4 separate regions of the Mus musculus genome follow, and all the other regions are linked to region 2. The links are chromatin loops, found by intact Hi-C in ENCODE. Cell type or tissue: heart. All regions are shown on one strand. Each heading gives the region's core, and the rest is flanking DNA. Links, peaks and the distances in the headings are about the cores only. Region 1 holds the start of 4930520P13Rik (RIKEN cDNA 4930520P13 gene). Region 2 holds the start of Gm35618 (a long non-coding RNA gene). Region 3 overlaps Gm36019 (a long non-coding RNA gene). Region 4 has its middle 8.5 kb from the start of Gm36267.

Evidence for each region. A loop is a pair of places that touch in the nucleus more often than their neighbours do. Peaks named below come from ENCODE experiments on the same cell type or tissue, not always from the same donor. Only the 100,000 strongest peaks of a DNase experiment are listed, where the experiment ranks them.
Region 1: a loop joins it to region 2, with 5 times the contacts of the local background. A loop is called at or near these places in 6 of 42 quality-filtered maps.
Region 3: a loop joins it to region 2, with 7 times the contacts of the local background. A loop is called at or near these places in 16 of 42 quality-filtered maps.
Region 4: a loop joins it to region 2, with 12 times the contacts of the local background. A loop is called at or near these places in 27 of 42 quality-filtered maps.

The regions. Positions count from the first base shown.
Region 1 is chr13:70,229,655-70,237,763 of GRCm38, forward strand. It overlaps 4930520P13Rik (RIKEN cDNA 4930520P13 gene), which reads left to right and starts at 3,168. Exons shown (of 4, transcript NR_036596.1): 1 at 3,168-3,267; 2 at 3,777-3,924. In heart, for the core only: a CTCF peak has its summit at 4,972 (motif pointing left); no DNase peak of the experiment used is centred there; H3K4me3 peaks cover 553 bases; H3K27me3 peaks cover 970 bases.
Region 2 is chr13:69,691,891-69,699,999 of GRCm38, forward strand. It overlaps Gm35618 (a long non-coding RNA gene), which reads right to left and starts at 5,893. Exons shown (of 4, transcript XR_001780995.2): 1 at 5,666-5,893; 2 at 4,858-4,964. Gm40993 (a long non-coding RNA gene) reads left to right here. Exons shown (of 3, transcript XR_873639.2): 2 at 1,061-1,227; 3 at 2,481-3,263. In heart, for the core only: a CTCF peak has its summit at 4,627 (motif pointing right); no DNase peak of the experiment used is centred there.
Region 3 is chr13:69,986,607-69,994,715 of GRCm38, forward strand. It overlaps Gm36019 (a long non-coding RNA gene), which reads left to right. Exons shown (of 4, transcript XR_382628.3): 3 at 6,260-6,356; 4 at 7,952-8,109. Among named protein-coding and RNA genes, the nearest start is that of Gm36019, 7.1 kb to the left of the region's middle. In heart, for the core only: a CTCF peak has its summit at 4,831 (motif pointing left); no DNase peak of the experiment used is centred there.
Region 4 is chr13:70,578,734-70,586,842 of GRCm38, forward strand. No RefSeq gene overlaps it. Among named protein-coding and RNA genes, the nearest start is that of Gm36267, 8.5 kb to the left of the region's middle. In heart, for the core only: a CTCF peak has its summit at 4,013 (motif pointing left); no DNase peak of the experiment used is centred there.

The DNA of each region.
Region 1 (8,109 bases), core at 2,079-7,078, 540 kb after region 2:
TCCTATTAACAGAGGCAAAGAAGAGTTGTTGGGATAGTTAAGACTGTTAAAGGTTATTTATTTCATCATAGGATAAGGGTAATGTAGTTATACTTGAATTAATATAAACAGTTGAGAATATTGGCTAATGACATATGAACTAGGGGATCAGGCAATATTACCAGTAGACAATAATAGCTGCTATTCATTCTATCTGGACAATCGATTGTTACACTAAGATTTCCCGTACATAATTTTGGTTTAGTCCACCCTACCCTCCTGCTAGAATACATGAGATATCCGGAAAAAAACAAACTGAAGGTGGGGATATTTCAGGGGTCGATTTGAAACACATTGCAAACATTAGGGAAAGAAATGCTTTGAGTTGTTCCTGGTATTCAGAGGTGAGCTGGAGTTAAGATTCAGTGTCTCCCCCTTTCATTGTTTGAGAATGTCAGGTAGTGCCTGCGTATAATGTGCCTCGGAAGAACCAACCCACAATTCCCTACTCTAAAATTACTTCCTCCAGTTTCCCTCCACAACTTCACCTGTTCTGTTTTTAAACCCACTAATCTACTCAGTACTGCACAGGAATGTAGTACTGCCTGTATGCACAGGAATGTAGTACTTTATGCACAGAAATGTAGTACTGTCTGTATGCACAGGAATGAAGTACTGTATGCACAGGAATGTAGTACTGTATGCACAGGAATGTAGTACTGCCTGTATGCACAGGAATGTAGGACCATCTGCAGGAGCATGGGTAATCTCTGAGTGACCCATCAACGGGGAGAACTGATATTCTCTCCCCCAGCAGCCATCAAAAACAGCTCCTTGGCTAGGGGTACCTGGTTTTGCTAATAGCATGGCATTGTACACTAATTCTTCACTGTAGTCACTACCACACATTAAAGATCTAGAAGTGGCTTGCCCATGAATTACTTAGGCAGTTGCATTAAAAAATTCATCTTCTGCTTCAGAGATCATGGTTTGTTAATAAAAATTAGGACACTTGGATGTGTGCTTATTTCCAGTCTGGTCATGTAAATAGTAAGTGTGGACTGAATATAATGAGTGAGCTCGATGTAATGACTGTTAAACTGACAGCACAGATTTCAGGATTATTAATATAGGGACACTGTAGCAAATGGTCAGGGGTTTGTGCCCAGTGGTGTATATCATGACCTTATTATAGAATAAGGCATAATAGGTGGGGAGGGAGTTTTTGAGTTCCAAAGACTGGGTTCCTATAAGTCTAGAAATAAAATGGATTACACATCTATTGTTTTCTGTATCACACCAACCTTTACTAGACATGGTTTATGCATAAAGGAGAGTTGATATAAAAATAGAGATGGAAATTGGCCCCATACAGAAAGTTAGTTATTTCATAATAAATGTACTAGTTGGTTATATCAAAATTAAGGGCAAGATGCTCAAGTTTATAAAACTGTAGTGGTAAGAAAAAAAGTTCTAACTATAAAATTGCAAACATTTCTGGATGGAGGGCATCATGCAATATTCCTAGGGGTGGTGTGGGTGTTAGGGCACTGACTACATTAATTGATGTGCTTTGCCGTAAAGATAGAGCAAATGGTCCTGCAGTATATTCAATGTAGGGTGGTGTTAATTCTGTTAGATCAAACGGTGCCCTGCTGGCGTCTGCTAGTGGAGAGATAAATCACGTTGTGGCTGGGGTCATCTCGGTAGAAGTAATAATACGTGTACTTGGCTACAAATCAGCATCCGTGGGATAAGTGGTCTATTAGTTGACCTGATAGAATGACCACCAATGTTACGCCTGCGAGCCTGAGCTACAGCACATGCATATTTAGGAGCTGAGACCCACTCCAGTCATAAAGCCCAGTAGACTGACGAGCTGAAAGTAGATAGGGCAAAATCTCATGGCTTACGTTTATTAGGAACGCAGCTATAAAAGGTGGAATCTATATAGTGCCATGGTAAGGACTAGGGTTGGGGCAGTTATAAAATATTGCATTGGTGATAGATTGAGGAGGGCCCCAGGGAACAGAGACAGTAGGCATATACCCCAATACTTTTGACTAAATTGAGGGGTGTTGTGGAAAGAAAATTTTAAATGATTAATCACTTCATTAAATTATGAAACAGTCCTCAGATATGTTCTTTCCTCCTGTCCAGGACTCAGAGACAAGATCATGCCTCTGCAATATTCCCCAGGCCAGCCAGGCATTTCCAGAAAACACAACTCCTAAATTTAAAGGATTGGTGAGTCTAGTGAAGAGTGGTTGGGGTCTGCAGTAAGTGGTAGCTTTAAACTTTAAATAAAGGTCTCAATTCCATTTCAAGTAGTCAAATGGAACTTGAAAGAATAAAGTACAATAAGAGAGGGGCACACACACACACACACACACACACACACACACACACACACACACATAGGGCAGCGGAAGTGGGGGAATAAAGGGAGTGGGAGAAAACCCCCGCATCCTACCAGAGTTCTGCCAGGGTTCCGGAGCTCTGGGAGGAGACTCTGAGGACTGCCGCAGGCTTTCCACACAGCCCCAGGTGGGTGTCTGGCTGTGGGAAGCCACAAACCCCAGCCCGCAGAGGGTGGACAGGGGCAGTCCGAAGTCCCTGGGCCTCATAGAGACCAGAGATAACAGGTTCTCAGTCTCGGGCATCCCAGAGGCCATTGGATGCCGAGGAAGAGCTGAGAACAAAGTGGGGGCCCTGGGGGTGGCTGGTCATTCCCCGGGGCAGAAAAGAGCAGAGGGCAGAGAAGGCCTTCTGGCGGGAGGTTAGACGCAGCTCTTTAGGTGAAAGCCTATTCCATCATTCAAGCGGGCCTTGATGAGCGGAGACAGTCTATGGTTTTAAAGTTTTATTGTAGAAAGGCAGAGAAAAGAGAGAAGATAAAAGAGAGAGGCCGGTCATGGCCACATGGAGAGAAGGGAGGAAGGGAAAGAGAGAAGGAGGGCTAGAGATGAGAGTAAGACAGGTGAGAGCTAAAGAGAGAGAGGAGGGGCGAAGCTCCTTTTATAGTTGGCTGGGCTACCTTGCTGCTGCCAGGTGATTGTGGGGAGGAGCATACCTGGCTATTGTTAGGTAACTGTGGAGGTGGAGTCTAGCCAGAATGCCAGAAGCTTGGGGCTTTGTGTGACTTACAGTCACAGAAGTATGGATTTGGGGGCTCTGTGGTGTCGGGCATCTGTCTTGGGAACGTGGCTCACTGTTCCGTCCCTTGTAGAGTTTTCTACTGGATCTTTGGAGCACGCCTTGCTCAACCAAAACAGGCTGCCTTTCAAGGTCCATTCCCGACTCCTGGACACTCCATCCCCCCCCCACTGCCCCCCGCCCACAGGTAGAGGGGAGAAGGGGAGAGAGACAGGGACAGAGATTGGGGCTTGAGGAGAGATTAATTAGCAGCCATTTTAATAGATGGGAACAGACAGGTGAGAATGGCTGAGAACTCTCTACTTTCATGACGCAGCAGCCCCATCTTACCTACCCACCCTCTCTTTCCAGTCTGGGGATTGATGTGAATTACCCTGGGATCATCAGTAAGCTCAGAGGCAACACACGGAGAAGGGAGGGTGGAGTTTTAAATCCTACTAGGCAGGAAGGGCAAGCTGCAGACCCGTGCTGAGGATTCTGTCCTGTCTTTTGGGGAGTGAGTGTCCTTACAGAGTCCACAGACTGCCCTAGTTAGGAAGGTACAGAATGGCACTGTGGACTTCAGACAAGCAAGGTTACAGATGAAATTAATTTACGGACATTTGGCCCTTGTGGCTTGCTGTATATATGTCATTCTCTAGAACCTTCCATAATTCTCTGTGGAGAACTCAGAGGCGTCCTTTCACACAAGATGTCAATGACAGGCACAGCCGATGCATGCTGGATACTGCAGAGCAAGGACATTCTCCTCAAAAGGTCTCAGCTCACCACCCATCGGGCCACACTAAGGTTTGTGTGTCCTGTCTGTCTCCTTCCAGAAGCAAACGGCTATGGCACAGTGTAAGGAGAAAGCTGATAAAGAACAGACTTTTAGCATGAAAAATGGCTTCTTGCACTAATGATTCCACTATTACTTTATGAATCACAGTTAAAAGCTAATGTGGGGCTGAATAACTGTCTATAGTTCAAGGGGGAAAAATATAAGAAATTCCCCCAGAATATTTCTTCCTGTTGCTGTTTTGTCAGATTTAAAGAACAAAGAAATGTCCTTCCATTCTGCTTTACCTCAAGGAACCAAGAGACAAGAGAGAGTCCTGGTTGCCCTGTGTGCCTTTGACCTGCCTGACAGGCTAGTTTGCTCCTGGTGACACACTTATTGCTAAGAACAGCTAGAATGGCGGTGGGTCGGGGCAGGGATATGGATCTGCTTGGGTTAGGATTCGATTCTAGGGATTGGAAAATTGCGAGTGAAACAAAAGCACAGCAGGGACCCAGTTAGGGGGAGGAGGTCCTGTCAGGACACTGGCTGTGTGCCCACCATACCAGAATGACCCTTCAGACTCCAAATTTCTCTCCTTTCCGGTGCCCAGGAGGAAGCTGTCAGGCTGGATGCATTGGGACTCCTTTCAAGTATCTTCAGGCCTGGCTCTCCCAGGCAAGCGGGGTTTGACCAGGCCTTCAGATGCACCCTGGGCAGATTTGATACTCGTCGTTAGCCTACCCAAACATCATTAAGGACTGGGTATCCTACTCAGGTGGGGGTTTGACCAGGTCTGTAAATGCAGCCTGGGCAGGTCCCGGACTCCCTGGGAAGTTGAGCTGGGCAGAGGAAAGGCAGGCCTGCTATTTGCATGCCAATTAGTGCTTCTTATGAGGAACGGTCTGGGCTGACTCGGGTCCAGGGAAGGTGCCCACGGCACAGCACTGATTGGCACAGGCTAAAGCCAATTCTGACGGCAAACGGCTGGCAGATGCCACCAGCGCCATGACACACACAGTGCAGTGACACACACAGCCAGAGCCTCGACAGATCTCTGCGCTCTCGCTCTCCCTCTACTGGTTGGAACCGGTGCTGCGCTCTGTGCTTGAGGGACCCACAGGATTCCTGCAGAGAGCCTGAACACTGCTGGGCAAATGTCTGGGGAGGTGGTGTTTAATTGGGTGTCTTTGCATTCTGTCCGTTCAGTTGCTGCCACGAGCAATCCTGGAGGGCTTCTGAAAATAGTCTATTCAGAACTCCTACATGTTAAGGATTCTTTTCCTATGGCTGTAGCTGATGGTCCCTGAGCCTAGATGTCATGGCCCGAAGAAAGCCAAGGGAGTGGGTGCTGAAGGGTTAACGTGTACATGGAATAGGGAGCCAAAGACTAAACACTGATACCCACAGATCCTCAGACTCCTGCCTGGAGATCACAGACTACCAAGCCTATACATGCTCCATTCCTGAGACTGGCACTTCCAGTCCAGTAGAAAGCAGAAACCACACAAAACATCACTTCCCTATGACCATAGTGAGATCTCAGCACAATGGAACTCTTCTCTCCAGCAACCTCCTCAGACCCAGTCTGCAGATCTTCAGAGCCATGCAAGGTCTATCCTGCTGCTTGCCTGGACTGGTACCCACAGTTGAAGAGTACTTGTACCTCACTCTTTGATGAGGGGAAGGGGGTGTTGCTAGCTATGGAGTATTCTCTTCCACAGCACTCATCCACCTATGAGCTAGGCCAGTCCTTGGATTTTATCTTTATCTATAGTCAGGGAACCCTGAACACTGAACTGATAGTTAGACCCATTACTTGTGATTCTGTCCATGAATACCCAGTTCAGATAACCTTCCTGGGGGAGACAGTGTTGGCTTTTCCTACCATAGGATACTAGACTCAAAAGTTCTTTGCTGACTATAAATCTGGACTTCAACAATTGTCAGAAGCAATATGAGTGGCACCTTGTAGACAAGGATAGTGAAGTGAGAAGGTGACGAAGGGAGACATGGACTCCCCAGACGTTCCCAAGTATGGGAGAAGAACAACCATAGCCATGCGGGTAAAGTAAAGCATGGTTTTGACCACTGGATGCTCCAGAATGGAAAAACAGTGCTTCCTTGGGGTTTCAGGAAAGACAATGTCTTAATCAATATTCTATTGCTGCGAGAGATGTGATGACCATGGTAACTCTTATAAAAGAAAGCATTCAATTGGAGGCTGGCTGACAGGAGGTTCAGAGGCTTTAGCCCATTGTTATCATAGTGGGGACCATGACAGCATCCAGGCAGACATGGTGCAGGAGAAGGAGCTGAAAGCTACATCTAAAGGCAGGGAAGGAGATCTTACTGTGAGCCTTACGTGGGTCTTTGAAGCCTCAAAGCCTAAGTCCAGTGAAACATTTCCTCCAAAAGCCATATCTCTTAATCCTTTCAAACAAAGCATGACTACACATTCAAATGTATGAGCCCATGAGGCCATTTTATACAACCACATTCAGTGAGAATAAACCCTGAGAAGAGGCTGGCCCAAACTCTGAGCCACATTTGAGATTACCTGGGATAGAGCAATGGTAGTAGCTCCCAGTCATACCTGTTTGCTAAGAATGGGATCCAGAGTCACACCAGCCTGTGGCCCTAAGCAAGCATCCATCAAGTGGAGAGACTGGTATTTCCCCCATCTGCCTCCTGGTTCCACTTAGTATCCAGACACGAAGAACACTTGTCCAGCTCTGTCAGCCCTGCGCAGATCAGGGTTTGGGTAGCCAAGGGAGCCTCTACTGACACAGCTAGGCACATCTGGGCTAGCAGGACTGCCTGTGGGGCAGGCAGCAACTGCAGCGCACATCAGCCCTAGAAGCATGGCGTCCTTTTGGCCATCCCCTCATGTTTTTCTAAGGCCATACACTTCAAATGACAGGTACCACACAGTTTTAAAATGTCACTCTATCATCATGGTTAAGGGAGAGGAGCAAGTTTTAGCTAATAAGAAAAAAAAATCAAGGCAGAACGTATTATGGATTCCTCGTCCAATTTCAACTTAGACCTGTCTGACAATTATCACCGAATGAGAAGGAAAATCAAACCAGAGGAAGGGAATCTGGCGTATTGACTTGGTGTCCTCTGGGGACCTTTGCAAGAGAGTAAGCTGGCATTCTCCCTCCATTTTATATTTCTGTCAGTCTTGACTGTTTTTGGTGATGTTCTCTGCCCCTTCATAATCCCATACTCATGGGTCAGCTTCCAGGAGGGTGTGCTGTCTTTGGGGGAAACTCACCTGTAATCTCTTGTATCAGTCTTGATTGTGAGAAAAAAAAAAGACAAAGTTATCATTTCCTGAACCAACGGACACAGGTTGTTTTATCTTTTGTGCTATACAGTGGAGCAAGTCTCTGGGGATGTGAAGACAGAGTCAAGGTTGACAGTGAGTGAATGTCAAGAGTTAACTATTCACAAGCCTAGCACCAACGGGGAGACAAATGTGTTCAAATGTCAGAGCCCACGGGACACATTCTCTTTCAAACTACCACAGAAACCCCTCTAGGAGGGAACCCATGGGAAGATACGGTTTATTTGACTTAAGATTCTAAGCTACCGTGGGTCATTTAGGGGAAGTGAGGGCAGAAACTCAAGTAGTCAGTCACATCATATCCATAATCAAAGATAATAAATGTATCCTTCCTTGTGACTTTCTTAACCCTTATACAATTTAAGGCCTAACTTTAAAACTAGCACCACCCTCACTGGTCTGGGTCTTCCTATCTCAACTAACAACCAAGACTGTTCCCCACAGACACGCCCACTGGCTAACCTGGTCTAGAAAATTCTTCACTGAGACTCTCTTCCCTGGTAATGCTGGGTTGTGTCGAGTTGGCAGTTAAAACCAGCCAGCATAGAACTCTCGAACCACTTTCTCTCTGTCCTGTAGTAATTATTTTCTATTCCTGTCACTGTGGACTTCCTGTCTTCATAAATAAAACACACTGGAAATATAATATCCGATCCAATTACGACTCCCACAATTCAATACCTCTATCCCTTTTTCAGTATGCAGGGTGAGGGCTACAGAAACCAATGCTGCTTCTGTGAGCTGCAAGGCCTGTCAGTTACTCCTCGGCTCCCTAGTGCAATCATGTTCCTGATGCTGTAGCTCACCTCCACAATGGAGATATATTGGATGAGCCAAGTCCAACCTTGACATTGGCTTCCAAGAC
Region 2 (8,109 bases), core at 2,059-7,058:
TGACTTGGCAAACATTTAATTACTTAGAGCAAACAAGATGGAAGAAAGACCAATTATCAGAGAAAGATGCTCTTTAACAGCTGGGAACTAAGTTCCCAAAGAGTCAATTGATTTCCCACTGAAATTCTGGGTGTGGGGGTGTCTGAGACCAAGAGGCACCATTCTGGTCCTCCTTGCTCTTCTTTCTCCCATGAACAAGCCATTCGGCTGCTGACCTGACAGTATCTGGCACTCATAGGTTTGGGAACTGACTATGAATGCTGTCCCAGGGGTTGCCTCCAGCTCCCTACCTCTCCCTACACAGGATGAAACCAGGTAGGATCCTGGAGTGCAGATGGGAGGCTGGTGAGAACTAAGAATGGGCAGTGCTCCAATGAGAGGATGATCTGCACATTTCAGAGCAGGGGAGGAGTGGGGGAAGGAGGGAGTGGGAGGATGGAGTGAAAGAGGGAGGAGAAAGGGCAAGGAGGAGGGAGGGTGAGGGTGAGGGGAGGAGGGAGGGCAAAGGGGAGGGAGGGCAAGGGGGAGGGAGTGAGAGGGAGGAGGGAAGACAAGGAGAAGGAGAGAGGGAGAGTGGGAGGACAGAGAGAAAGGGGGAGGAGAGAGGGCAAGGGGGGAGGGAGGGGAAAGGGAGGAGGAAAGGCAAGGAGGAGGAGGGAGGGAGAGTGGGAGGAGGGAGAGGGAGGAGAAGGAAGAGAGGGGAGTGCTTTGCTCTGCAGGTGAAGCCAGGATGTGGACATGGGAACAAATTTCCATGCTGGCAACAAAGCTTAGAATGTGTTAGGACTGAGGAAGGTGGGTGGGGAGGCTAGTGATGACCAGGCAGGTGTGGAAGTGATGCAGCCAGAGGCCAGGTGTCCTAGTTTCACTTCTGTTGCTGTGACAAAAATCAGCGCAGGGAGAAAAGTCTTTAATTTCATGTTACATCCATCATTGCAAGGAAGTCAAGGCAGGACAGTCACAGCAAGCCCATAGCTGAGAGCAAATGAGACCCAAAGAGACCAAATGCATCCTTGCTTTGTGCTTCAAAGTCAGCTCTCTCTTCTCTCATATTGCTCAGGACTCTGCATAGAGAATGGCGCTGCCTACACTGGGCTGAGTTGTCTACATCCATTAACAACCAAGATGATAATACTGGCCAGTTTTGTGTGAACTTGACACAGCTGGAGTTATCACAGAGAAAGGAGCTTCAGTTGAGGAAATGCCTCCATGAGATCCAGCTGTAAGGTATTTTCTCAATTAGTGATCAAGAGGGGAGGTCCCCTTGTGGGTGGTGCCATCTCTGGGCTGGTAGTCTTAGTTCTATAAGAGAGCAGGCTGAGAAAGCCAGGGGAAGCAAGCCAGCAAAGAACATCTCTCCATGGCCTCTGCATCAGCTCCTGCTTTCTGACCTGCTTGAGTTCCAGTCCTGACTTCCTTGGTGATGAACAGCAGCATGGAAGTGTGGGCTGAATTAACCCTTTCCTCCCCAACTGCTTCTTGGTCATGATGTTTTGTCCAGGAATAGAAACCCTGACTAAGACGACAATTCCCACAGACTAATCTGATTTAGGTGAGTCCTCTCAAATTTGGGGGGGGGGGTCTACTTTTGTTAATTCCTCCCTTATTTTCTGAGACAGGGTATCTTCTTAAACCTGGAGCTCACCCTTCTAATCAGACTGGCTGGCCAGAGAGCTTCAGGATCTTCCTCATCCTCATCTTCTCCAGTACTGGGTTTCAGGTGCACTGGCCGAGCTGGCTTTGTACATGGGTGCTGGGGAGCTCTTGTCTTTATGCTACTGCAGTAGATACTATACCTACTAGGCTACCTCCCCAGCACTTAGCTGTCTGCTTTGTGTGTGTGTGTGTGTGTGTGTGTGTGTGTGTGTTGAGGACTTAACTAAGGTCTTGTTTGTGCTAGGCAAAGTTTGTTCAACTGAGCCATATAACCAGCCAGTTCCTGTTTGAATTTAACCAGTTAGTGGTGTTTGTTAGAGCATCTTCAGGGAACTAGCATGATACCAAGGGCACAGTGGTAACTATGACCAAGGCACTGTACACGAATCTGTATTTTCCCATTACTGAAATTCCTTGCTGGTGAGGTGGGTCCCTTGATACCCTCTGGCAGTTAGTGCCTAGGGCTGCTATGGGAATTGACATTATCTGACAAGATCCTAGTATGAGTGACAGTTCTGAAGTACTGTAGTAAGACGCAGAGGGAATTCCTCTGGGGCAGAGGAAATTCTCTTCCTTTTCACTCCTCTCCTTTTTCTCCCCTCTCTTTCCCTCCCCCTTCTTTTCTCTTCTCTTCTTTTCTCTCCATCCTTTTCTCCCCATCTCCTCCCCTCCCCTCTCTTTCCCCCTTCTTTCTTCCCTCTCCTCTCCTTTCCTTCCTCCCCTTACTGAGGGGAGAGGCGTCATTCACCATATAAACACTGTGATAATACATTAATATGAACTTTACAGTTAAAAATAAAGGAATTTGTTCTTTGTGTTCTCAGTGCCAGAAATCTGAAGTTGAGATATCAACAGAGCCAGTCCCTTCTGGATACACAAGGCAGCAGTCATGGACGCCTCTTTACCGGCCTTTGGTGCTCAGTCATCCTGGCAGCTCTTGGTTCATGGATTTACCTTTTCAGTGCCTGTAGGCTGCAAGGGCAGTTTACTCTGTGTCTGTGACTGTGGGTTCAGCGTATACCAAATATGATCTCATCACGAGTTACTTTGTATCTGTGAAGGTGAATTGGGTATTAATGTACATGTTGTATGAGTTAGGAATTGGCTATGTCTTCTATATATTACATATGTAATTATGTATGATATACATATACTTTTCTTCATGTTCTAAGATCGCACCCACCTTTCAGCTGCACCCTATGTATGTACTTGCATGGATATTTTCATAATATATGATGGCGTAACCGGAGTCAGCAGGTCCCCATATCCTGCCCCCAGCTTTACAGTGAGGACCTCAGAGTCTGAATTTAACTTTATGTTATAATTCTCTTCTGGAAGTGAGGCCTCAACTTTTCTCGGTAGGGGATATCAGATTCAGCTTCTTTGAAAGTCTCCCTGAGTCAGAATGGAAATGTGGATAAGCTGGCTGGGAGCTGAGGCCTTCTGAGAGCAGACACAATCATCAGTGACCATTGACCAGACCTATCCCAGTGACCTCCAAGGCTCTTCCAAGTGCCTTCTTTTAACACACAACTGACAGGGAGATTAGAAGCTGAATGCTTGCTTTGCTTTCTATGACAGAATAAATTTTGACAAACTGGTCTCCATTTTTGACATCCGGATATGGAGATGTCTGGTTCTTGGATGCCAAAATGTCCAGGGCTCTGGACACAAGTGGCAGAGGACATAAGACTCCCAGCAGGTGAGTTCCAAGGTCTCCAAGAGATTCTGTGTCACAGAGAAGGAGGAGAGGGACCAGGGAAGTGCATGCTATGCTGAAAAGTAGTATTTCATGGAAAAGCACCATTATGTAATTCAGAGGCTAAATCCAGAAGATAGTCTCTGGAATCAGGGTGGCCCAGAGGAACAGTATATGAGAATATACATTATGAAAATACCATAATCAACCCATTGCTTTGCTTGATAATGGAAGCATTAATGGGAACCACACAGGTTATCCGTGCACCTGTGTATCACATAGTATTTGGTCCAAGAGGGAACTGCTAGTTGCTGATGCTATTTGAAAAGGCGTATAACTTTGGAAACTTTTAGCTTGGCATGTCCCCTAAAGTTAGAGTCAGATGTGGCTTTTGGATTGACGCGATGTAACGTTTTAGTGACAAGGGAAAGTAATTGACCACGTTTAAGTAGAATCAGATTAGAAAAATCAATTACACTTAATATCCTGTTCCTGTCTCTAAGCCTGTGTGCTTCTGTGCCCACAGCTCCCCCTCTGTGGTGTCCGTGGAGGTGAGAAAAAGACGGGTCTGAGGCAGTAGCAAAAACAGGAAAGGAAAACAAAAGGAAATGCTCACACATGCCGCTTAGAATACTTGAGTTTGACGGTCAAAATTATAGGAAGTAATCACACCAAATAACTAAAAAAGCCTTTTGTAGGTGACCACACATAGGTTTTAAAAGTTATTCTTTACCCAGGATCCCATGGCCAGTAAGGTGAAAGCCAGTCCAGGCTACAGTCAGGCAGCCGAGGACAGAATGAGGTCTGTCTCAAAACTAGACAGTTGATTCAGAACTGTCTAGGTTGCCACCCTGCGGCCTCTGTCCAGCATTGCTGCATGTCACATACATAATCTGTTCCCCCGAAAAAAGTAACAGCAACACAGTTTACCTCCTCTTGGCAAACAACTTGAGTGTAGCCTTGATTTTCCTTCTACTTTTCCTGTTATTAGAAAGATGCGGCGTGTGCTCTGATGTGAGAACAGACTTCCTTTATACAACACATCGGGTCAGTCAAGGACGGCTCCTGAACATTTATATCATTTCCCTGCCCCAAAATGACACCAAACACACCTGAAATTGTTATCAGGGTCCAGGTTCCATACACTTGCTTCAAGAAAATGATGTCTCTGGACACGGGGATGCCAGCTAACACCAGCCAACTTTCAGACACAGCTACATCTGACCTGTGTGATACTGCGTGCTTATCCTCCGCCCACCCTTCCACCCACTAGGGGTCGCTGCCCGCGCTTGCTGATTTGTGTCTCTCATGCCTCAGACTGAGACTGCTGCAAGAAGAGTAGCCTGACTCCAACAGCCATCACTGGCACCTCCTTGGCTGCACCCAGTCCTTCCATATACATCAGGCAATGAGCTTCCCTCTTCCCACAGACTGCCCGTTATGTCACAGGAGTCCTCAAGAAAAGGCGCTCATGCCAAATTTTTGTTTTGGAAAGCACGAACCTGGGTGTCAGAGGCTCCGTTCACCGACATCTGTGCAGAGTAGGGGAAGGCAGGTTGTGCCACTCCACAGCGCATGCCCAGCTGATCCCAAACCCATGCTTTCAGAGCTTAAAAGAAAAAAGAGCTCATTATTAGGGAAAAAAAAAAACCCAACCTACTATGAATATTGTTAAGGACTGAGAAACCCTTCCATTAAAGAGCTTAAAATAGGACCCCGACTTGACTTACATACCAATGTAAAAAAAAAAAAAAGAGCTGAAGTGCCTTTTAAATAAATTATGCTTAAGATATTTTTAAATTGCCACTTTTGGAATGGCTGTGCCCTAGGTCTGTGTAATTCAGTGCTGTTGTAGGCTACGTCTAGTGCTGAGCACAATATTTCAATTATGTTGAGACACTATATGAAGCTCTTCAGCAAAAATGTCCACACAACTTTACATGAGAGTGCAGTGGAAGGGGAAAACCCTTCCATCTAGCATGGATGCCTGATTAGATTTCGTTCAGTTACATTGTATCGATTTGTAAGGAGCAGACCCGTACATGCTTGAGAGTTCTCATTTAGCAAGTCATGGTGAAGTCAAAACACAGAAGGGCATGACAGAGCAGAAACTGCTCCTAACTGACGCATCTCAGAGGATGACACACGGGGAAACCCTGGAGATCTCAACTCTCGCCAGGCAGAGAACTCCAGGGGCGCAGCAGATGTTCCTGGCGAAGACATTTTGTTTATCGGTTTCAAAAGCTCGCTTCCCAAAAATCGTTATTTTTCCCACAAGGGTGGGGTAGCTTTATAGACGGGTGCACTCACCACGTTCCAGTGACAAATACTTCCTTCCTCGACATTGTCTGAATGTGTACATTCTATTTTTTCTGAGGGCTACTTCGGAAGACATTTGAAAAGTGATCACTAAAATGTCAGAGTGAATTATGGGGCTGGCTTAAAAGTTCACAGGAACCTATGACATTTAGCCAGCACCCCATCCTACCATTGTCCAAACAGCAACACTGTTTGTGACGTAAAGTCATATAGTATCAAACCAAGCAACAAGGTTACAGCAGCTCTGATCTCAGCCAAGCTCAGGTCGTTACCAGCCATTGCCCAAGATCTAGAGACACAAAACAGCTGCAGGTCTACCAAGTGGGGCCATCCCACCTCTTCAGGGGAATTGGCAAAGGGCTTTCCCTCTAATTATGCACTCCTTGGAGACCCGTTAGGCTTGACCCCTGTGCTACTTAGGGTTACTATTGTTGTGACAAAATCCCATGACCAAAAAGCAAGTTGGGGAGGAAAGGGTTTATTTGGCTTACACTTTTACATCAGTGTTCATCACCAAAGGAAGTCAGGACAGGAGCTCTCAGAACCTGGAGGCAGAAGCTGATGCAGAGGCCATGGAAGGGTGCTGCTTACTGGCTTGCTCCTCATGACTTGTTCAGCCTGCTTCCTCTATAGAACCCAGGACCACCCACCCAGGGATGGCACCACCCCTAATGGACTTGACCACCCCTTATTAATCACTAATTAAGAAAATGTCCGTGCGTGGTGGCGCACGCCTTTAATCCCAGCACTCGGGAGGCAGAGGCAGGCAGATTTCTGAGTTCAAGGCCAGCCTGGTCTACAAAGTGAGTTCCAGGACAGCCAGGGCTATAAAGAGAAACCCTGTCTTGAAAAACAAAACAAAACAAAACAAAACAAAACAAAAAAACCAACAACAACAAAAAAGAAAATGTCTTACAGGCTATGTACAGCCTAAACATATGGAGATAGTTTTTAAATTGAAGTTCCCTCCTCTTCGATGACTTTAGCCAGGGTCAGGTTGACATGAAACCATCCAGAACAGCCCCTGGGTCCATTCTTCTTTTGAATAGATTGTAGGAATCCTGACTACAATCTTGTTTCCTCTTGGATCTTTGAAGCCCTCCAATTTCATCTGTTTGACCAGCACACTTAGCTCCCATGTTTGCTCAAAAGGCAAGCAAATCCCTCACTCATTGCTTTCCCAAGTGTCAACACTTTTTGCCTTTCCTAGTTCATCAGTCACGTGTCAGATGAGTCCGAGGGTTTAATGATACTTAATACTGTGTGAACCAAAGGCTGTAAAAATAGTGAGGCAGAACATAGTAAAAATAAGTAGGCAAATCCCTAGATAATAATAAATAATGATAGGTAATAATAGTATTCGATAAGGATAATAGTTAATAGATGATAATAATAAATCTAGATAATAGTAAATCTCTAAATAATGTCTCTAGATCTTGAACAAGTAAGTAAGTAAATAAATTAAAAAAGAAAGAAAGGACAGACTGTGGTTACAAACCCCTCACATTGGCTTCCCAAAGCTGCAGTTGAGGAGGTTCCATCCACATACCTCCTGCTTTAGAGTGGAGCAGATTTCCCTGGGTGTTTCCCAGACACCGTGGAGGACTGCTGCTGTATTGATTGAATGTTAGGAGAAAAGTATGTGCTTGTGTGTGCCCATGTGAACTGTCTAGAGGTCTCATGAGAAGCACCACAAAGTGGTGCAAAGCTGCAGCACGGCAGCCTTGGCTTTGACCCAGGCCAAGCCATGGATTCTCTGGCCTTGACACCTTCTCTGTAGAGAGCATCAAGGGGATGCCATGACCACACTCACACAGTTGGCACATGACAACTCGGTCCCCACAGAGCTCACTCCTCTACAACCCTTCACACTGTCAGAAGGGCTCGGCTAAAATGCTGACATGTAATTTCTATACACAGGGCGGCTTCTCATGTATGCTGGGCAGTCGGGTTGGGCTGTGTCCTTCCTCTGAGATGAGGCCTATGAACAAATCCTTGAAGATGAGAAGAGTCAGGAACCATGAGCATGCACCATGGGGGCAGTGAGGAGATGGATCACAGTCTCGGTGAGGATGGGCACAGCCTACTTCTCTCCTTCACTCAGCTGTGGATGGACCTCACTTTCTCAATCCAAGTCTCCTGTTGAGGGAGTGTCTGGCTTGGACAAATGGCGAGAACTTGAGTGATGTGGTCTGTGATAGGGTTACCTCTTCTTATGAGTTACTCTTATTGCTGCCTCTCAAACTCTCATGTGTCCCACGTGTGAGAGGACACTGATGCCATGGGGAGCCTTCAGGGCTGATTCAATGCATGGGATTGGCTGTAAACGAAGGAATGGAATTACAGGATAGTTACCATTTAATTACCGTGCTTGTTAATCATGTTCTGTTCACAGCATGTCACTGCATGAGAACTTACCAGATGCAGTGAGATGA
Region 3 (8,109 bases), core at 1,835-6,834, 290 kb after region 2:
TTCTTGCCCTTTTGCCTATACATTTGCCCCTTGGACACTTCTGCCAATATTAGTTTTCACTGTTCATCTGCCTCTCCCTCAAATAGAAGTGAACATAGAGAGCTGGTGTGCCACGGCTGGTCCAGAGGGTCTGCATTGGAACCTGAGCTGAGGAAGACACCATCCTATCTAAGGCAACAGAGTAGGTGAAGATTACATGTCCACCATTTTTGCCATTGGGTGCTGCAGACACGTGAGTCCCTCTCATGGTTGGGATCATTGAGATAGGAACCAGGGAGAGCCCCATGGAGGAGTTCTAGAGCCTCCAGTTTCTAGGAACTCAACCCTCATCCTGTTGAGAGAGGCAGTGGACAAGATGGTGCCCACTGCCTGTTTCAGACACAGAGTGAAAGCTGTGCTCATTAGTCTGTGGAGCAAGGCCCTTATGTTCTCCACCCCCGGCTAAGTGCTGTCAGCCTTTACTGGAAGAAAGAGGCCACATGAAGACAAGGTCTGTTATCATTATTAAATTGTTTGGGTCTTTATTAACATATTCATGAGGCTATTCAATTTAAAATATATTTCATTTCCTTAGCCCAGCAAATAATTCTCCCTTTCTTAGGACGGCTGCAAAATTTAATATAGAAGGGATTTCACTTGGCAGCTTGTGTCTGGAAAATGCGGTTCAGAGCTGCAGAGCGTGTGACGTGTGTGACGGAGGAGTTTATCTGCAGTGCCGAGAACAGGAGTCAAAATGCCCCGCCCCCTGAGCAAGCCTTCCTTTGCTGGAAGCACAAGTGCCCCTTGCAGCCTCTGCAGGGTGTGTGCCTTTGGCAAGTGAATGGTTTGACGCCTTTGTGCCGCAGCAGCTGACTACTCTCAATGGGGCTGTGACCCAGGGCTTTAAGAAGTAAATGGTGTGCCAGTAGTGTTTGGGTCTGGCCTTTCTCCTTTCTCCTGCGGGGAAGGCAGAGTTTCTCAATGGCTTGCTGCTCTTTGGCCAATGCAAACTCACTGTTCTCTGAGCTAACTGTGGTGCTGAAGATAGGCTTAATACTGTCTCCAGGAGCGGAACATTTCAGCACCCACATGGGTTTATAGCTGCTTTGGGCTTGGGGGAAACAGCATCCCACATACACAGGAGAATTACTCTGTCTCAACAGCTTCACAGGAGGGAATATGGACTTTTACAAAGGCACATGTTGGGGTGCTTGCATGGGCAATAGAGAAACAAAAAAACCATGGCAGCCCAGAGAAAAGAATATATGCAACCTGAAAATTCATTCTACCTCTGAGGCATTGGGACCAAACCTCGGATGTCAGGCATCTGTCTGGATTCTCTAATTCATAAGAGGCTGAATCATTAGCAACATTAAGCCCACTCAAGCTACTTAAAGCTTTTTACCGTATTTCATATTGAATGAAGACTTCTTTTAATCCAAATATTTAATGTGTTACGTCTGCTCATCTTTCTTACTTCTGATAATGACTACAACAGATATATCCAGCTAGACCTGTGAATTATCAAAACTCTGCTTAATCGCTGGTGAAGGACATATTCTCTACCACCTCCCGCCCCCACCTCTCCCATCTATAAAGAAACCATCGCTTAACTTGTCCTTGAACTATTTCATATTTCAGTTAATTAAAAGAATGCGGAGGAAGCCTGTCTCCCTGGTTTGGTGTGGTTAATTAACAAAGGTATTCAATATGCCACTGTAAATGGCATTCTGCTAGCACTTAATTAAAATAAATACAAAAACTTAAAGGAACAAACAGATTTTGGCACTGGTCTGTGGTTTCAGGGCCAGATTTTATGTGTGGATATAACGCAAGCATAGGAATAAATCTCGAGTCTGTGCCCTTAATGGACTGGCGTCTGGCCAGAAGCAAGGAGGCTACAGCAGCAGTTCCAGCTTGCAGGCTTTAGGAAGGCTTGCCCCCTCCCCTCCTACCCACCCCACATGGGAGTGGCTGTCACCAACCCTCTCCACATCCCAGGGAAGGGAGCACAGCTTGGTCCCTTTTCATCCATCCTTCTGCTGACAACCCACAGTGTGCAGGACAAAGTGTGTTTATTCACCATGCTTCACCATGGGACTTGGAAACATATTTTAGATATGAACTCGTTGATCTTGCTCATTCCTCCTCGTGCTGCTGCTGGCTGCTAGAATGGAGGATGTCTTCAGACTGACCCATCAGGAGACTGGAGAGGAAGGAAACTCTTGTGAATGCTTCCCCATCCCCCAGATTGGGGATCCCTCCAAGTTTGCCATAACTGTAGCAATCTAGATGGTGCAAAATGAAAGGACCTCCCCCCCAAAAAAAACCTCCACAGAAATCTGACTCTTGGATTTGGAAAGTCGATTCTTGGATTTCCAAACCATTTGGGAATCAGTTTTTATATATGAGTAATCTTTGGAACAGAACCACGTGGATACCACCCAAGAAGAGCTTCTATGCTGGAGTTTTTGTTAGCATGTATGTGTGTGCATGTACATGCTTGCAACTGTTTGTGTGTAAGTTGCACAAATGTACATCATCACTGTGGAAGAAAAAACCACTGCATTCCTTTCAAAACAACTATAATTAAATCGTATTTGTAATATATTAAGAGCATTAAAATAGGAAAATACATAATTAAGGATAGTAAACCTGTAAGCCTGCTGGGCAGTGGTGGTATATGCAAATCTCAGAGTTTGTGGCTAGCCTGAGTTCCAGGACAGCCAGAGCCAGTCAAAAAAGAAAAAGAAAAATGTATGTTAAACCTAACTCACTTAGATCACAATATAAGGAAGATAGCTGGGAACACGTCTTAGATATTTCAGGAGTCTACTATTTCAGCCAGAGTCCGTCTCATGTAATCATTGGTCCTGAGTCAGGAAGCCTAAAGTAATGACTTCCTGGTGCTGGTGGAGAAGATCATAGAGGTTGGGTTCTGCTCTCAGACAGGAAGCCTGAATCATCAAAACCTGAGGTAGATGCCCCTTCCATTTAGACACCTAACAGACCAAGCTTAGTGTTCATGGCAGCCTTCTGTGGAGCACTGTGAAGCACCGCCTCTCTGCAGAGAGTTTCATTACAGATGCCAAAGTGGAACCTGAGCCACAGGTGCTGTGAGGGGATTATGGCAACAGTGGTGGGTAGAGTGCAGTTGCTTCAGGGAGTACTAGGCTGAGAGCCTTACAGGTGATTAATACATGCAGGTGTGTAATATAGGCCTGCAGGTGCTCTGGTGTGCAGGTGTTCAAGCATATACGTGCGAAGATGGGTAGAGACGCAGATAGATATACGGGTACTCAGGCGTGTAGATATGTAGGTGAAGATCTATAAAAGCATATAGACACACAGGTGTGCAGGAATTCAAGGGTAGCTTGAATACAGATATGCAGGTATGCAGACAGTTGTGGGGCTGCAAAGCTGTGCCACTGTGGGGTGGGGGGCCAGTCCAGAGCAAGAGTGAGGTCAAGATATGTACAAACCTGATAATCTCATCCTGAGACTAGCAGGAGCAGGGCTGTTTCCTCCTTGCTCTGGGCCTGCATAAGCCTGTATGACCCCCATCCCCATCACCACCACCACTACCACCACCTCTGCCATCCTTGAGATAATCATGTAGCCCGGTGGCCCAATTACAAGTTAAACTTCTCTCCCTAGAAGATGTCCAGCAAGCACCTGGAACTCCTTTTCATGCAAATGAACCATTCCCAGCACCTCAGCGCAGACAATGATGTACACTCATCCCCCAAACACATACCTGCTTCCCAAGGTTCATATAAGCCTTGGACCCCCCCCCCCCATAAAGTGAGGTGTTTCACTGAAAACCATTTCTGGAGAAGGCTATTTCTCCAGTACTACTACTGGCTGAGATCCTGCTAACCCACCCATCCAGCTAAGCTTCATTCCTTCCAATCCAGCCTAGTGCCCAATGGTGCCTGGGTACCCCGAGGGCAGAAGCAGACCCAGTGGCAGGCATTCAGGTGTGTTAGGCATGCTGATATGCAGCTTGCGGGTATACAAATGCTCAGGTACAAGGTTGCACAGGCAGATAGATGTGAAATCACTCAGGCATTCAAAATGCATGGGAGTACAGGCATGCAAATATGCAGATGTGCATCCATGCAGACAAGCAGGTGTGCAAGGGTAAGCACATGAGCAGGTACACATGTGAGCAGGTGTGTAAGCACACAGGCACAGGCATGCAGGTGTTCAAGTATGCATTCATGCAGGCCTGTCGGTACACTGGTTGTAGGTATATGGCTATATAGTGATATATGTAGACACCTAGGTGTACAAGTTTACAGGTGAAACCATGTGCATTGCTTTGCTATGGTTACCAAGACACAATGCCACAGCTTTGGAGCCTATGCAATTGGCCTGATTATTTAGGGGGCTAGAGGTCTCCTGTGTCCAAGCTATTAGCAGGTTTGGATTCTTCCAGAATGTCTTCTTGATGCCTCTCCACATGGTCTTTTCTCTGCATGCTCCTGTCTGGTTACCTTCTATCTCTTCTTAGACAAGTCCAGTTGCATTATGGAGGAGCCAAAGAGTCTCACTTCAATTTTATTTCCATTGTAGCACATTTGGTCAGATTCTGATGTGCCCAAGGATCAGTGTTTCAAATATGAATTTAAATTAGAACCCAATTTAGCCTGCACCATTATGGAACTGGCCCTTAATCATGGGCTCCACTGAGATTACTACATATAGTATGGAGTTGGTCTTTGTCTTGTTACATGACTGGGATTTAGGATCTGTTGTTTTGCCCTTATCTAGTAATAGTAAGTAGGTTTCAGGTTCCAGGGTAGATTGGGAATCCTGCTTTCTAATTTGCGCCCCCTGGTGTTGGACGTCGGGATAGCACACGGCAGAGTCTAGTTAGGGCGATGACACACTGGTGTGTGTGGGAGGGAAACAGTCAGGTGCTCTGAACTGTAAGGTGCAGGGCAGTGCTGGACTTTTATGAAGAGGAGCATGAAGTGTCAGCAGCGACTGACACAGGACCCAGGGATTAAGTCCCTAGGAGGTGAGGTTCAGGGGTAGGAAACAGAAATCTTTGCAGAGGGTTGGGGGTTAAGAACTAAGTCCCAGGGAGCCCTCAGAGAGTGGAGCAGGGTTCCCATGGAGACTTGCCAGCGAGGCAGATTTGACTGTGGTGCCTGGGGGAGGCTGGCAGCTCAGGGGTAGCGAGGGTAGGTGGGTGAGGGGGCCCCCACAGCGCAACGCTACAGTGTGCTATCCCTCAGTGTCTGAGCCTGCGCTCCTTGGTGGAGATCTTTCCACCTGCCCTTCATGCTTACCCTTTATGCGTCTGACCGTAAACACAGACGGTGTTCTCGCTCAGCAGACGGCAGAAACACTAGTTTACAGCCTTGGCAGCACAAACCTGCAAAAAACCAAATGCCTTATTCTGAGGGATGCGTAATGAGTGCCAGTTTCCGGGAAGCGTCTTAGCATTGATTAAAAACACCAGAGCCCATGTGAGAATGATCCGAGCCTCACCCTGCTGTCTCCCGGAGCAGCTAACTACAGTCCCAGGAGGAAAGGCTGCTGTCAGCCCCGTGCTGCAAGCTGCATGGCGACAGGGACCTGCTGGGACTCCCTTCAGCTGCTTCTTACAGGACTGTATGAGGCCCGCGGGCATCTCTACATTAGCCCTGCAACTTCTTCACACAGCATCCACCAACTCCAGTCAGGTGACTGAACAGAGCCCCATTCCCCACCCCACCCCCAGCTGCCCAGCTTTCCCGAGTATGCCGACTAAAAATACTTCTGTAACTGCCATCATTTAGGAATTTAGTCAGTAGCAACATAAAAATAGCATCTACCTACAGTAGAGATCTTATCAAATTAGGGGTTCTATTTGTAATTAAAACAGAAGATGTTCATTCATCTAGTACAATACGTGATGCAGTGTGAATGTCAACATGGGTTCTAAAAGGTACTCAGGGCTAAGATTAAAATGGGAAACTTAATCATTTCTGAGTGGCTCAGACACTAGACAACTCTTACAGATGATGCATGTCCCTCAGGATCTGGCTGTGTGTGACCTTGAGAGCGTCTTCAAGGGCACAGAGGAAGGCGTGCACAAACACACGCTTACACACCACATACTATTGATTTTGCTTCTCTGCCTAGCCCACCCCATCCTCCTGGTTCCTTGTCTCCATTAAGCCTACTTTGTCCAGCCTAATTGACTGTCTCATTTTCTGCCTGTCACAGAGTTTCTATGCCAGCATTTGGTACAGTATACATTGTCTATCTGTATCTATGTCCCTAGGACATCTCCTGAATGAGCCTCCATATTCTCCATCCAGTTACCTAGGGGATGACACCATAGCCTGGGCCCTGCTGTACCCAGAGACAGAACAAGACAGGTGAGCTGCTGGATCCCAGAGGCCCTCCCTGTGCCCTTGGCGGTGAGTAGGTGACTGGGTAAATGAGAAAGTGAATGAATGCATAGATGCTCAGATGTCAGGTGAATGCAAACAACCCTGGGGCAAGTAGAATGAACTGAGACCCAGGTCATAGGTCAAGGTGCACAGGAAGCTCTTAAAGTCCACCCCGGTGCCTCTTCTCATGCACTGCTCTGCTTCGCAAGCAAAGAGCACAGCAAGTGCCTGACCACCTAGCTTCAGAATCAACTATTGACTCCCCTTATCGAGGGCTAAAGCCTATTTACCTTCACTCACACCAGTCTTGGCTTCCAGCTGTCCTAACAAGGTCTATATTCTTAGGGCTGTGTCGTGCACAGAAAATATGAGCATAAAGCATAAAACTCTCAGACCCTCTCGCTGTCACAGAGCATTTTTTTTCCTAATCTTAGCATTGAGAAGCCTCTATTGATATATATTATGTGATAAGTTAGTAGTGTTTGCCCACCCCTAGGTTAGGCAAGATTATATGGAAGACCCATTGTAAATGTGAGCAGTAACATTCCTTGGCTTTGATCTAGACTGCATCAAAAAGAGAATGCTATTGGAATGCAGGTATCCCTCATTCTGTCTCCTGACTGAGATGCAGTGTGACCAGCTGCCTCAGGCTCCCTGGAATGATGGATGGGAAGCTAGCACTCACAACCAAGATAAACTCTTCCTTCCCCAAGTTGCATTGGATTATTATTTTGACGGGAAATAATTGAGACAGAAACTCTCATAGGGAAGAGGTGGGGTTGCAAACCCTGGGCATGTGTTCCTTAGGCCTTTGGAATTGTTTTGTGGTTGAACCAGAAGAGTTTGGTACTTTGGGATAGAAAATCCTTAGCCGGAAGTAGAAATTAATGGACCATTCTGTTGGGAGCTTGGAAGTCAAGAAGCCAAGGGATATGTGAACAGCGGAGGCGTGGCTCATTAGGATGCAGAGGGGATCAAGGACTCCATCGGGAACTGGGTTAGGGTCATTCATGTGATATTCTGGCCAACAACCTGCATTCTGGCTGTGTCCTCAGAATCTTAGTGGAGTTGAATCTACAGATAATGGACAGATAGTATTTTAAAGTGTGCAGTTTGTAGATGAAGAAAAGGTTTTGAATAATCAAAGAAGCTTTCAAGAAAAGGGTCTGTGACCGTTACACAGAACTATCCTCTTCCGTACAGGGACATAAGTTGCCCAGAGGGAGAGACTCCACCCATCAAAGGGTTCAACTTGTGAAAATACAAACTTATTGAAAGAAGAGGGCTGGAGTGATAAATATTGGAGATATTCCCCATCCCTCAAAATTAACGACCCAGAAGTGTTTCTCCAGGTTCAGCAGATACAGCCATGGTCCGAGTGGGTTGGCTATATCTCCAGGTAGCAGCAGCATTTGACAAGCAAAGGGCACAGCAATTGCCTAACAGCTTAACCTCAGAATCAGCTACTGACTCCCCTTAGCAAGGGATAAAGTCTACTCACTTCCACTCACACCAGTTTAAGTCATTGCGTTATTACTCTTGGCTTCTAGTTGTTCTAACAAGATCTACATTATTTTTAGAGCTGTGTCATGAACAAAAAGTGTGAGCACATGGTTGACTGGTTTTGAAGGCATGAGGGATACAAGATTGAGGTGATCCTGGAGTCTTGTTTTATGGCTTTGGAGAGCAACTGAGGCCAGAAAGTCACTGAGAAGAGACCCTGAGAGGTCACTGTGTG
Region 4 (8,109 bases), core at 969-5,968, 890 kb after region 2:
TGGCACCTGAGGCTGTAAAAGCTGAATTATAGTCCCCTCTTCCCTATCTCTTCCTGACTCTCATGACTTCCAAGGACATGAGTTACATCTGAGCCCGGCCTGACACCCCAAGGCTGTTAAGGAGGATCTATGTTCTGGAGATAAGATGCAGAGTGCCCACCGCCTGTCGCCTGACTTTGGCCCCTGATGCCCACTTCTTTGTTCTTTGTTAATTCCCCCTCAACCCCTCCCTATTCCCCTCGATGTATGCTTTAAAACCCAGCATTTCAGCCTAATAAACGGAGACCTTGATAGGTAACACTCTACTTGGTCTTCGCTTCTCTTTTCTCTTCCAATCTCATTTTCTTCAGGTTTGCAGTCCCCCTCGCACCCACGAATAACTGAATCCCGCAGGACGGAATAGGGAGCCACCTTCACACACTGTGTAAGCTGGCTCAGCATTTCCCACTTTGGAATACTTAGTTTCTCAGCACTTGCAGAATTAACATTTTTTTCTTCCAGTTACTGAAATCACCAGCTGCCAGGTCAGGAGACATCTCACTGTGGTGCACAGGACGGGGGGGGGGGGGGGGTGAAGCCTGCGCTTCCCCTCTGGGCCTCTGTGGGGAGCTTGCTCTGTGTGCCCACCTGCAACCTCAGGCAAGTCTGTTGCTCCCAGGCAGAAGGCTCTTGGGTCCATTTGTGCTCAGGGTACCAATGGCCTTTGTCCTCAGCATGCACCCTCCTGACCTGCTTTAGTGAGAAGTTGTAGAATTGGGGGCTCTCAATCTTATCTAGTCTTTGGCATCCTGGACTTGAGATGAGGACTGAGGAGAGGGCTAGCCATTTGAGGGATTCCCTAGAATTATAACCTGTGCTATAATTATGTTTGCTTAAGTTCACATCAAGTCCCCTTGCCCTTGCACACAGAAGACTTCTCTATTGCTCCTACAAGAGTGAGTGTAGCTCTGGGCATCAGAAGAAACTGCCCCATTTCTAGACTGGAGTTCATTTTTTTTTTTCCACACAAGCCCTAACATTCACATAAAAAAAACACATGATTTTGTGACATTTAAGTCAAGTGTGTGTGTGTGTCCCTGCCTGTGTGTATGTGGTGTGTATGTGTGTGAGGCATGTTTTAGTAGTGTGTCTGTGAGAGCACTAGTGTGTGTGTGGTTATTTTTTTATACTGCATTTTAGCCTTATAATTTGAAGCATGTCTTTGTGTTTCTAGGAGCTTCATATTGTCCTTCAAGCTTCTTAAAATTTTTATAATCTCTCCTTCTGGCACGCTCTCCTCCTCATGCCCGTATTAACCTCTAAACACACTGAGATCCCTGCTGCTTTGTATTCTGAGCCTGATACATAAACATAACAAATGCAGTCTCTTGACCCCATACACAGTCGTTTCTGTTGGTTGTCCTGGGCATTTTCTCGGGCTTCTCATGTTTTCACATTTGTAGGTATGTGAAGCCATGATCCTTGAAAGTTTGTCTATAACAATCCTTTCTCCCTTTTTTTTTTTGTGGTACAAGGTCTCCCAGGAAGGCCCTGAATTCCCAGTCTTTCTCCGTGCCCTCCGAGTTGTAGAATTACCAGCCTGTACCACCACCACATCCAGCTGCCGCTGGGCCAACGATGCCAACCAGTGAGCAGAGCAGCTGCTTGCCCAGCTCCCCAGCTCTTTCCCCACAAGAGCAACCTGTTCTAGCTCCAGCACTCCCTCTGTGGTCACCCCTTCCCTGTCCTTTCTCACCTCTAAGAAACTCCTTTACTTTCTGCCAGTTCACCTATGCAGGGCACAATTACCATCTGGTACTCAGTGTTGCATGGAATCTCGGTGGGAATCCCTCCTCCTCTGCCTGTCAGTCCTGCTGTCAACCATGTTGTTCATACCACCACATGGCCATGTTAACTGTGCACATTCAGACTCAGGGTAAGAGATGAGGCCCAACGTGTTAGCTGAGGAGCCTCTCCATCACCAGGTCTGCTGTGCAGAACAGAAGGGGCAGTGCTAGTCCATTTTCAGGCCACTCCTCCATCACAGCGGGAGAAAAATGAAGTGTTGACATGATTTCTACGCAATCTGTATTGAAGGATCTGTAAGTGTTAAGATGAATGCAGATGGCTATTATTTACCTATCTATCTCTTTAGCAGTGCTGAGGACATGCCCTGGGCCTTGTGAATGAATGCCAGGCCAATCTCCACCAATGAGTCACGTTGCTAGAAAAGTAAGACTAAATTTAAAAAATGTATCATTTCTACAAACTCTATTATCCACATTCAACTTCAAATAATTCAAACAATAAAAATCTCCACCTTGATTTCTAATTTGAAACTAATTACTGAGAAGAAATAATTATCTCAGATGACTAGACATTGTTATTTAACTATTGCTTGGGATCTTGTGAGTGAATCTTTGATTGACTAAATCTGTGTGAGACTGAGTTAATTTAGAAGCAACGTGCTGACTCACTTCTGAAATTACACAGGGATCCTGCGAGATGAGGTATCATCTATTTTGAGATGGAAGTCATCTTCTGTAGGGGAAGGACACACCTCAGGAGTGGCACACATGGTGGGGTTCTGAGCAGAATGCATCAAAAGGGTGATTTCTGTATTGACAGACAGACATTGTCTGTGTCCCGTCTCTCACTCCTCTAGCTCATATGCTACAGTGATGTTTCACACAGCTGGGCTGTGTGCAGGACCTAAGACAAGCAAACAGACCATGCTCTTGTCTTTATGGAACCAATTTGCTTCCTGTGGTCAGCCCAAATCCACTTACCTGGGCAGAATAAATAGCATCTTTCTGTCTCCAGAAGATGGAGGAGCCAGCTGCCAAGCAAGCCACAAGCCTCTCCACACCTGTTCGCCTAGCCTTGTTCAGTTACCTGAAATGCCCAGATGTGGGCCCTGGAAACACATCTTGCCTTTGGTGAACAGGTTGTGAGGCCCAGAAAGCGAGCTCTGCAGCAAGTGCCTTTTAAGAGACTCTGCTGCCACCAAGTTGTAGTCTGCTCACGCCTCAGGCTCTAGAAGCAGGTGTAGGACAACAATCTGCCCTGAGGAAGACAGAGGGGTTGTATTACTTGGTTAGAAGAGAGTTTGCATTCTCTCTCCTGCAGCGAAGTTGAGAGGGTCATTGAACTACAGCCTGAAGCAACTTCAATAGTTAATGAGGTGTGCTGTGATACTCTGTATGAACCGGACCCTGGCTCACCCTCACTCACAGTCAACAGACACAAACCAAAGTTAAGGCAAAGCAAAGCAACCTAAACTTTCCCATTCTGGTAGGATACTTGCTAGTTCTGTGAGATGCCACAATGTCAGACTCTCCCTGTGCAATGGGACAATGACTATTCCTTCAGGACTTTGTATTCCTTCTGAGTGTTAAGGCTCACACGATGTTTTGAATGACAATTATTAAAGACTATTGACAGCCTTGTGAGGCAGCTCATACCCTTAGTCCGCTGAGGAGGCACAGAAGGAATGAGTAGGAGACCAACCTGGACTACACAGTGACTTCAAGCACAGCCTGGGCTACAGAGTGGGACTATGTCTCAAAAACTATTGTGGTTGACCTGTCTTGCTACGACTTTGCTACATACGAGCATGAGGTCAGAGGCCTGTCTCCAACTCATTCTGCACCTGAACCATCCAAGCCACTGTCTGTGAGAATTCCAAGGAAGCCACACTGTAACCATGCTTAAAGAGACATCTAAAGTCTCAATGCTACCTCTGAGGTCCCTCCCTGGATCCTTAGAGGCCTGGTCATATCTGCTTTACTTCTGAAGAAATTCTTCACATCATCTACACCTGGCCACAGCAGTGGACTCTTTCCTAACATGGGAAAGGCTCTGGGTTTGACCCCCAACACAGCAAACAGATGCATAAGAGATAGGGGAAGGAGGACGACAATGGAGGTAGATTGTCTGAAGGACCTTTTGTTTCCTAATGTGTTCTCAGTGGTGGCCTCCAGACCAAGGTGCAGAGTGCCCCCTGCTGGGAAGTCTAGGTTGCCAAGGCAGATTTTCCACTAAAAAGGCTTGTAGGAACTACCAATAACAATGCAAAACTAAAGAAAATAAAAGCCTTGGGTGGCCAGGCACCGGGATCTCTGTCTTGAGGGTTCTGTCTACACAAAGTCTTTATATGTCTACACAAAGTCCTTTCTGTGCAAGAGCTCAGCCATACTGTAGAGTTTGAATGAACAGGACATGACGTAGAACTTGTGAAAAACTGAAATACTGCCAGATGGATTGGTTTTTTTTTTTTTGCTTTTGTTTTTGTTTTCTTGAGTGCCTTTAAAGGAGGTATACTTTTAAAGGGGGTACGCATTTAAAGGGGATAGGCTTTTAAGAGGGTGTGCCTTTAAAGGGTGTGTGCCTTTACAGGGATGTGCCTTTAAAGGGGGATACACATGTAAAGAGCTGGAGGAAACGTGAAAGAGGGATTGCTTTCTGGATTTTTATCTTGCTTAATTTCCCATGCCTCACCAAGGTTCCTCTTTAAAAGTGAGTTGCCAGACTTAAGTTTAGGGGTTGCATTGCAGGTGTTATCAACTGAGGGAACAGTTGTCTAGTTGGACCAAGGCCCACTCAATAGGTAGGAATCCATCCATGCCTGGCTCTGTGCAGCTAGCCAACCCATAGCTGGAGAGGCCAGAGCTGAGAGGAGAGCCACTATTGCTGCTTCCTAAGCCAACATGTCTTTTATCTGTTCTGCATCTGTCCAGGTGAGTGACACTCTCACCGTTAATTAAGGAAGTAACGGAGACTCTTAGAGAGGCGCACACCAGTTAAAATGCAGAGAATAAGGCACTGTGTGTTGGGGGTGGTGAAGGAGAGGGAGGCTGCAAGTGCTATATAAAATCCTAAAAGGGATAATAAAACTTAAAGTTACACAAAATCATAGCAAGACCCAGAAATTTTATTTTTCTCATTATCAAACAAGTGTCACAAACAGAGAAATATGACTCTGGACCATGGCTGATGTGATGAGGGTTGAACTCCATTCTCTACAAATGCAAAACGAAAGGGCCAGGAAGGAGGGCCCTATAGGTTTCCTTAGTAGATTTATGACATGCCTGTTGGGCACATTCTGAGTGGATACTGTTTGCTTAAGCCACACTTCACCATCTCTATTCTGCAGTGGATACACAGCAACCACCTCAGAGGTGGCTCTGCAGCCAGCATCAAACACTTGCTTCTTCTGCAAACTTGCCTCCTAGCATCTCATAAGGAATGTGTTTGCATTTCAAAGTACCAGCAGCTGGACCCAATTCTAATTTGAGGGTTTGCTTACTATTTTAGATTTAATTTTTAAGGTATCCCCATGTATGAGAAAGTGTGGCGTGAGTGTAAACTGTACAATGTTTGGGATAAGTCAGACACATACCCTGTCATCATTGGTAGTCAGTTACGTGCTGAGCAGCAGCACCCCACAGACTCTCCTCTCTGCCCATCATCACTTTACTCTCAGCTTATATAAGCAGCTTTTCTATGCCCCACAGGACATCATGGAACTTGGTTTTTCTGCACCTAAGTTCACTTAACACAACATCCAGTTTTATCCAGTCACAGCAACACGATTCTTTGAGCATACATCCTATTCTCTCATATGCATATAGTTTCTTTGCACATCAGCTGATCAGCTGGTGGATGCTTGGGCTTGTTTGTAGCTCCTGGTCACCGTAAATGGAACTGTGGACCAGAGGGTGCAGCTGTCTTTGCAATAGGCTGATTCCATTTTTATTTGGGGGAGGGGGGGCATATTCCCCAGGAATGGTCTCAAGCTTTAAGAACATCCTTACCGGAATGTTGATTTCAAGCCACACTCATTACCCTATCATCCGGTTTCACTGGCAATAGACACATATATTGGGATGGAGTGAGAGACAGCTTCCTTTGACTTTGACCTACATTTTTCTGGCGATTAGTAGTGACCATTTTATCGTGTATCTATCAGACATTCCCACACCTTCTGAGAGACATCTGTTTGGGCGGCTTGCCCATTTTTAATGGGTGTAATGATTAATCTTGATTGTCCATTTGATGGGATTCAGAGTCACCATGGAGACCGATCTCTAGGCGTGTCTATGTGGGATATAGATTAATGAGGTCAGCTGAGATGCTAAGACCCACTCTATGTACGGTTGGCACCATTTCCATGAGCTGGGGGCTCAGAATGAATAAGGAGTTATGAGCTAATCATATGCCTTCAGCAACCTTTGCTTACTGGTTGTGCATGCAATGTGGCCAGATACTTCACCCTCCTGCCGCTATGCCTTCCCCACCACAGTGGACGGTGCCCCTTTGGATTGCCGTAGAAATATCCCCCCTCTCCCAAGTTGCTTCATATCTAGTGTTTATCTTAGCAACGAGAAAAGAAACTCTTTACTTGGATGCCACCTTCTTACTTCCTTGCATGCTCTTCATATTTAGCCGGGATTGATGCACTTGTAGGTGAGGCCTTCCATTCTGTAGGTCATTTCTTCAGGCTGTGTCATTGCTACATAGTTGACTTTGATGTGATCCCTATTATAAGTTATTGTGTTTTGCTTGCCTATGTTTTTGAGATCTGATAAGAAAAAAAAAAGCCAGCAATCTCCCCAAAACCCATCTATTCCAGTGTCCTGAAGTGTTTTCTAGTTTTCATTGACTAGTTTGTTTTATGATTTTCCATCTGTTTTATTTTTCTAACTAGTAAACATAAATATCCCATTCCCAACACGACCTGTTGACTTTTCCCCACTGTGCTCTTTCATAACTATGTTGAGCTGGTTTAGATGTGGGAGTCTGATTGCAGATTTCTCTCATTGATCTGTGAGTCTGTTTTCACATTAGTACCATCATGTGTTGACTACCACAGCTTGATAGTGCTTTATGCTAAGGCAGCACAATGCCTTCTGCATTGTTCTTTATGCTCAAGACTGCTTTCCTATTTGGAGGTTTCTGTGGCTCTGAACAGAGAGTTCAGACTAGAGGTTGTACAATTGTATAGAATGTCCTGTTTGTTCTAGATTGCAACGGATTTCAGAGATTTTTACAGTAGTGATTTTTGGACCCTGTGAACACAGGGTAGCCTTTCTATCTGTATGCATCAAAAACTTCTTTTTGGGGTGTTTAGATTTTTCATTTCTTTTGTTGACCTTATTGCCTTTGGTGGTGTTGTCCTGATTTGCTTCAGATATCCCATGGTCGGCAAAGGCAGTATTACTGAACTTTGAATGCTATTTTCTTTGTTTTGAGATTTGTGCATTCTTTAGTCCTAACACTTCTTTTTTTTTTGTAGATCTCTGTTTACAGTCACATTATGTGCAGTGACAGTGACCTTCCTCTTTTCCAATCTTACTGCTATTTTCTTCTTTCACCAGTCTGATCCCCCTGGTCTAGGACTTCTAGAATGGCAGTGAATGGCGGTATCATTTTCTTGCTCCCATTTGAGAAAGAAAATGGCCAGTCTTTCCTAATTCAATTTAACATCAATTGCTGGTAATGGTAACCGTGCTTTGTTGACACTGATACGTTCTTCAGCACCCAGCTGGTTCAGTTTCATCTGCAGGGATGTGTGTCTTGAACCTACCCAGAGATCTTCACGGGCTTCATCCTCTACAGAAGTGGTAGGCTGGCCTGTGAGTCCCAGCAGGAACTGGGGAAGGGCTGGGGCTGGCACAGTAGAGAGGCTGGTAGCAGGAGGAACCCAGGGGTGTATCTCGCCGAGCCTGCTGAAGATCTAACCTCCTCCATGAAGCAGAGTCCTTCATAAATGCTGCACCCATGCCACCCATATGGAATTCTCTGGCCTTTGACTTTGTCTTCAGCTGCACGCAGAAATTACTTACCAGTGGTAAACACACTGATGACAAAGGAGGGGTGGTCAAAGAACATTAAGAAGGTAATGCCTTGGTATAAAAATAGCATCTGTTAATACTTTGTTTAGAAAGGCAGGAAAGGGGTGTCCAGGGTTCATAGTCATTCACGAGGAAGTGTCGGACAGGGCGCAGAAATGGCTTAAAGTTAGTTCCTTCCTTACTCTAGAAATTCAGCTTCTAGAACTGCCTCATTAAAGCCTTTGTCTCATCTCTGCTGCAAGGTACCCGTAAGTGCTAGTCACACTTTAACTGC